Linked DNA regions of Homo sapiens: region 1 is linked to region 2. Evidence: chromatin contacts called from ENCODE Hi-C or POLR2A ChIA-PET data. All regions are on one chromosome and are shown on one strand. Each heading gives the region's core, a stretch centred on a gene start or an enhancer-like site at or near the end of the contact. The rest is flanking DNA. Distances are from core to core; before and after follow the strand shown.

Region 1 (2,700 bases), core at 108-2,607, 38 kb after region 2:
GTCATTCAACAAATACTGGTCTAACACCAGTATGTACCATCAGTGGGATACATCAGTGAATAAGACAAATAATAACAACATAAGTCTTTGCTCTCATGGCAAGTTTAAATTCTAGTGGGAGAAATCAGACAATAAACAAAATAAATTATGTATTATGTTGGAAACAAGAAAAAGAAAAAAAAATAGAGCAGTGTAAGGGAGATCCAGAGAATAAATGAGGCCATGCTGCAATTTTAAATGGCCCTGGCATTTGCACAAAGACCGGGGGAGGTAAATTAGCCATGGAGAAAAAGTGTTCTCAAGAGAGAGAACAGCCAGTGCAATGAATCTAAGAGATTTTCTGTGGAAGACCAGCCATTCCCTATCCCTGTGAAAGGAGGTTAGAAGTGGTTCTAACCAGTAGCTGAAATAATTTTAGTTGGACCAAAGAATAACATTTGTTTGTAAATAACTTCTACTAATAAGAACTTATCATGAAAAACATGCCTTGTTGTCAGTTCATTTGGCAATTAATTGTGCACTGCCTTGCAATGCCTGCAATTTAAATCCTTGATGTCACTTTTCAGAATGTCTTTTAATACGTCATGGTCTCCTTCATTAACCCTTCAAGGGAAGAGATGACAGGTCCACTAGCAGCACCTAATACAGTTCCCTTCTCTAAAGGCTGAGAAGCCAAAGATAGCCCTCATCTGTCAGCAAATAGCTTAGGATAAAAATATCGCCTGGAGACAGAGAGCTGGACTTCATCTCCAGAGGGCCCTCCCAGCCCCATATTCCCACTCTAACTTTCCTGTGGGTTTTCTTTTGCCACTTTCTACCAGGCGGTAACTTGGGCCATGGTAAAGATATATTTAAATGCTTTCATTTGGCCTTGCCAGTTCCTTCCTGTGGCCTAAAACACATGATTGTCTGTGCTGGAGAGGGAGCTGTTGGAAGTGCTGGGTGCACTGATAAAGAAGCATGTGTTCCTCTGCTTCCTCCCCATTGCCCAGAGGCCCCAGGCTCCAGGAATGTGGTGGCTTCTGGGGCTATACGGAGCAAGAGTTTCAGATGAATTGCTTCCTGGGTTAAAAATGGTTACCACCCTTGTGCTGGGGTCCCACTTTGACATCTCAGAACTTTATCATTTCTGCTACTTGTGCCCAAAATGCAATTGTGTGGTCCCAGGCAAAACTCATTCCAATCAGATTGGAAGAGTTTGACTCCAGTAGGTTGCACAGCACCACCCTGCCCCTGTGCACAACTTTAGCATTTTATGTAAAGCTCTTTAGTGTCTGGACAAAAGACAGAAAGAGTGTTTGGGTTTGAGGCTTCAAGGACTCCCAAGAGCCAGTCAGAGTAGTTTACCAAGCAGTGGGCTGCTGGGAAAGAGCATGGTCTTTGGACTCTTGCACAACTGGGTTCAAATCCTGGCTCTGCTACTCACTTTGCAATCATGGTCAGGTTACCTAATCTTTCTGTCTCTGCATTTTCATTTATATAAAATAGGTTTTACAATACCTACCTTATTATAAGCATGGGAAAACCCAGATGAAGGGAGTGGCACATAGTAAATGGTAGAAAGAATTAACAAGAAAGAAACCAAGAGAGCAAATGTCCTTGTAATTGTTAAATCCTGCATCCTGGAGAAGGTAGTGCTGCATTAAATGTGTGATTTTGGAATGTCTGCAGTCCATCTTTCTGGCCTTGACTGGGGGTTTTCCAGGCCAGTTACCATGATACCTATCTGAATAATTGCAGCTTCCATATCTTAAAAACTTCACTTGATATCTATCCTTGTCTTGGAGGACTTACAGGTTGGTAATCAAATAAATGTCTTTCTCTTCTTGTTAAGTGAAGAATGGAGCTGAAATGAAGGAAGAAAAGTCTCATCTTAACCCCTGCCCAGCCTCAAAGCTTTCAGAACGCAGTTTTGCCAAAATGGTTGTCAATCTTTCTGCCCTCTGTCTATACAATCGTTCAGTTGTAGGTGAGGGAGAAACACATGAAGAATAGAAAGAAGAATGCTAGGTACTGAGCGTCATTTTTCGTGTGACTATTGTATGTCACCTGGGGAAGTCCTTTCTGGCCTTGGTGTCCTCAGCCCTTCAGTAGGGCCTCCTCTAGGGAAAGCATCCGTAAGCATCTTTCCCAGGAGATAAGTGTGGGTGTTTTAAGGGGTCTTGTTATAAAGGTGCCAAAGTAACTTTTCTGTGAACTTAAGTGAAGATTTTTGGCTTAACAATGAAGAGGAACACTCACTGTTCTTAATCTCCTGCTCAGGTTTGTCCTGAATGAGCTGGTACAGACAGAGAAAGACTATGTCAAGGATCTGGGCATTGTGGTGGAGGTAAGTAGAGGGTTCCAGGTGGGTCTGTGGTCACCCAACCAGGAGCACGTTGGACCCTACCTAGGCCAAGGTGTTTTAATCTGATGGTTACATGTACTTTACTGTCTGAGCACTTGCAGAAATGAAAATAAAAATGGTAATAAGTAGAATATGTAGGCAATATTTTTCTTTTCCCCTTGAAATAAGATATTTAGAGGGAAGTAGTGGCCTGAATGTTATAGCATTTGGGGGAGCCTCTTGGTTAGAGTGGAACTCATTCCACTTTGTTTTAGGTGACCAAGCTATTGTCTTAAGAGCTTTTCTTTGATGTTTAACTATGTGGACATATATTCTTCAGAGCTATGAGCCACATAGGCATAAAACAGTTCATT
Region 2 (2,700 bases), core at 179-2,678:
CACTGTTCAGTCTGTCTTCAATGGAGTAGAAAATTAGCCTCTTCTCATGTTTGTGATCAGGAAATTGTTTCATGAATGGAATTGAGTATTTTACATGGGAATTATGTTCAAACATTACTTATAGTTAATTTGTCACATATATGACCAGGGTTAGGCAAGCCAAAATTATATCAGAGTTTTAAAACAGCTGGGCTAAGTGAGTATGCAGTTTTACCTGGTGGATTAGAACACTGTCCCAGTGACAGACACTAGGGGATCAAAGTTAACATAACTATAGTCTAATCAAATCAATATTGTATGCCTCCTGATTTGATGCATCATTTTTGGGATATTCCTACCAAAAACACACACCTTAAATGTAATCATAAGGAAATACATGGCAAACCAAATGAGGGACATTCTACAAAATAACTACCCTGTACTTATAAAAGATGTGCAGATCATAAAAGACATGATCTTTCTCTATGAAGGACATTATTGGAATAACTGTCAATATTTGAAAAAAACAGGATATCACTGTTAAATTTCTGATTTTGCTTATTGTCCTATGGTTATATAAGAGATGTCCTTGTTTTAAGGAAACCTATACTAAAGTATCTGGGAATAAAGGGGAATCTTCTCTGTAACTTATTCTCAGTTTGGAAAGAGAAAGATGAAAAAGCTAAGGGCAAAATGTTAACATTGGAGGAATCTGAGTAAAGAGTATATAGGAATTATTTGTACTAGTCGTGTAACCTTTCTCTAAATCTGAAATTATGTCAAAATAAAAAGTTTTAAAGAACTGGTGCCAGTGGGATCATACTGGCGAATCCGGTTGCAGGGTGGGCCAGGCAGTTCATTTTCCTAGCCGTGTGTATCTTTAGTGTGGAATCTGTGCTCCCGGTAGCAAGGAGGCCAGAGAGGAGAACCACAGAGAGACTTTTGCGGGAAGAGCACAGACTTGGAAAGTGTAGGATGAAACACTGAGCTTGGTCAGGAGGCTTAGACTGAACTCAATCTTGTCTACTGCTTTTTCCTAAGCCAGGTAGTGAAGACCTAGAAGAAAACCCACTTGGCACAGGTGGTTGGGAGAAGGAGGATCAGATTAAGACTGTAGAGCCTCCTATTACATTAAGTCCAAGAGACCCTAAGCCTTCACACTTTCTTTCCTGTTCCACCCAAAAATACAGTTTACCAAAAAAGGACACTGCAAACAAGCAGTCTTTGACCTCTAGCCACCTGTTACTTCCTCCATATATGCAGTTTCCTCTTCTTGCTTCTTCTCTCAGGTTTCCTAGGAGAATTTCCATTGTGACATTTTCAGTTAAGTAGCACTTAATTACAGTCTTAAACTTTCCAGAGCCACCCTGCTTAACTCTTCCCCCCAGCCTCTATAATTAAGCCTGTTGCAGTTACCTTTGGTTAAGGTTACTACTGAAGGGCACATTGTGAGTTGAATCCAGGCCAGGCTTCCCACTGGCTTCTGGGTATACTTGATGTGATAGTACATAAGCCTAAAATAACTCGGCTAGACTGCAACTTAGCTCCTACTTTGGCATTCATAACAGGTTTTGAGTTTGACTGACTACCTTGCTGTCAGAATACCATCTCCAGGAGTCTCACTCACCCTTTTTCTTCCAGATCTAGGGAATAATAGCCAAGCTCAATGAAATTTGGTAAATGCTCTATGTTCCCTCTGGGGTCATCATCTACATTAGCATATTAGAGGTTCCCAGAAGTCTTGCAGTAAAGAAAAAGGTGGCTTTCTTAACTCATCTTTAATTGACTGGGCAGCACTTAGAACTTCTTAAGGAACTGGCCAGGCGCGGTAGCTCATGCCTGTAATCCCAGCACTTTGGGAGTCCGAGGTGGGCGGATCATGAGGTCAGGAGATCGAGACCATCCTGGCTAACACGGTGAAACCCCGTCTCTACTAAAAATACAAAAAATTAGCCGGACATGGTGGCCGGCGCCTGTAGTCCCAGCTACTTGAGAGGCTGAGGCAGGAGAATGGCGTGAACCCAGGAGGCGGAGCTTGCAGTGAGCTGAGATTGCACCACTGCACTCCAGCCTGGGTGACAGAGTAAGACTCCATCTCCAAAAAAAAAAAAAAAAAGTTATATTGCTAAGTTTTGTCCCTAGCTTTTCATTACCAGCCATTTAATGACCAAAGAATTTGTGTTGGCTGGGCGTGGTGGCTCACGTCTGTAATCCTAGCACTTTGGGAGGCTGAGGCAGGTGGATCACTTGAGATCAGGAGTTTGAGGCCAATCTGGGCAGCACGGTGAAACCCTGTCTCTACAAAAAATTTAAAAAAATTAGCTGGGCATGGTGGCATGAGGCTATAGTCTCAGCTACTCAGAAGGCTGAGGTGGGAGGATCACCTGAGCCCAGGAGGTTGAGGCTGCAGTGAACTGTCATTGAGCCACTGCACTCCAGCCTGGGTGACAGAGTGAGACCCTGTCTCACACAAATGAACAAAGAATTTGTGCTGGCAATGCAAAGATGGAGGAGACCTCCTCTCAAGGACTTTGCTCAGTGAGGGAAAATATGTAAACAAGCATTTATCAGTGCCAAACAAATAGCACAAAAAGGTATTCAGAGCAAAAGGAGAACATGCTGGGCTTACAACGAAGAAGTCCTTGGTAAGCTTCAGAAAAGCAGAAAAGCTAAAGGGTGTATAAGCAGGGAAGAATGCAACATAGTACAGTGAACTGAAAA

The links. A loop is a pair of places that touch in the nucleus more often than their neighbours do. ChIA-PET counts read pairs that join two places held with the same protein, here RNA polymerase II (POLR2A). Pooled maps may share reads with other maps.
Region 1: a map of naive thymus-derived CD4-positive, alpha-beta T cell shows a loop between it and region 2 (9-fold over the local background). The contact joins two enhancer-like sites. A Hi-C loop is called at or near these places in 4 of 168 maps with a recorded cell type or tissue (PC-3, Right ventricle myocardium inferior, naive thymus-derived CD4-positive, alpha-beta T cell and 1 more), 5 of 37 single-sample maps with no recorded cell type and 9 of 50 pooled maps. POLR2A ChIA-PET finds 5 or more read pairs at or near these places in 10 of 52 experiments (AG04449, Caco-2, GM12878 and 6 more).

Annotation. Positions count from the first base shown.
Region 1 is chr3:124,653,339-124,656,038 of GRCh38, forward strand. KALRN (kalirin RhoGEF kinase) reads left to right here. Exons shown (of 60, transcript NM_001388419.1): 39 at 2,263-2,329. Among named protein-coding and RNA genes, the nearest start is that of UMPS, 76 kb to the right of the region's middle. Within about 2 kb of position 1,358, at least 2 of the 41 ENCODE cell types and tissues checked have a DNase peak (open chromatin) inside an H3K27ac peak, as active enhancers do.
Region 2 is chr3:124,614,888-124,617,587 of GRCh38, forward strand. The region is part of intron 34 of KALRN (kalirin RhoGEF kinase); the gene reads left to right. Among named protein-coding and RNA genes, the nearest start is that of UMPS, 110 kb to the right of the region's middle. Within about 2 kb of position 1,429, at least 5 of the 41 ENCODE cell types and tissues checked have a DNase peak (open chromatin) inside an H3K27ac peak, as active enhancers do.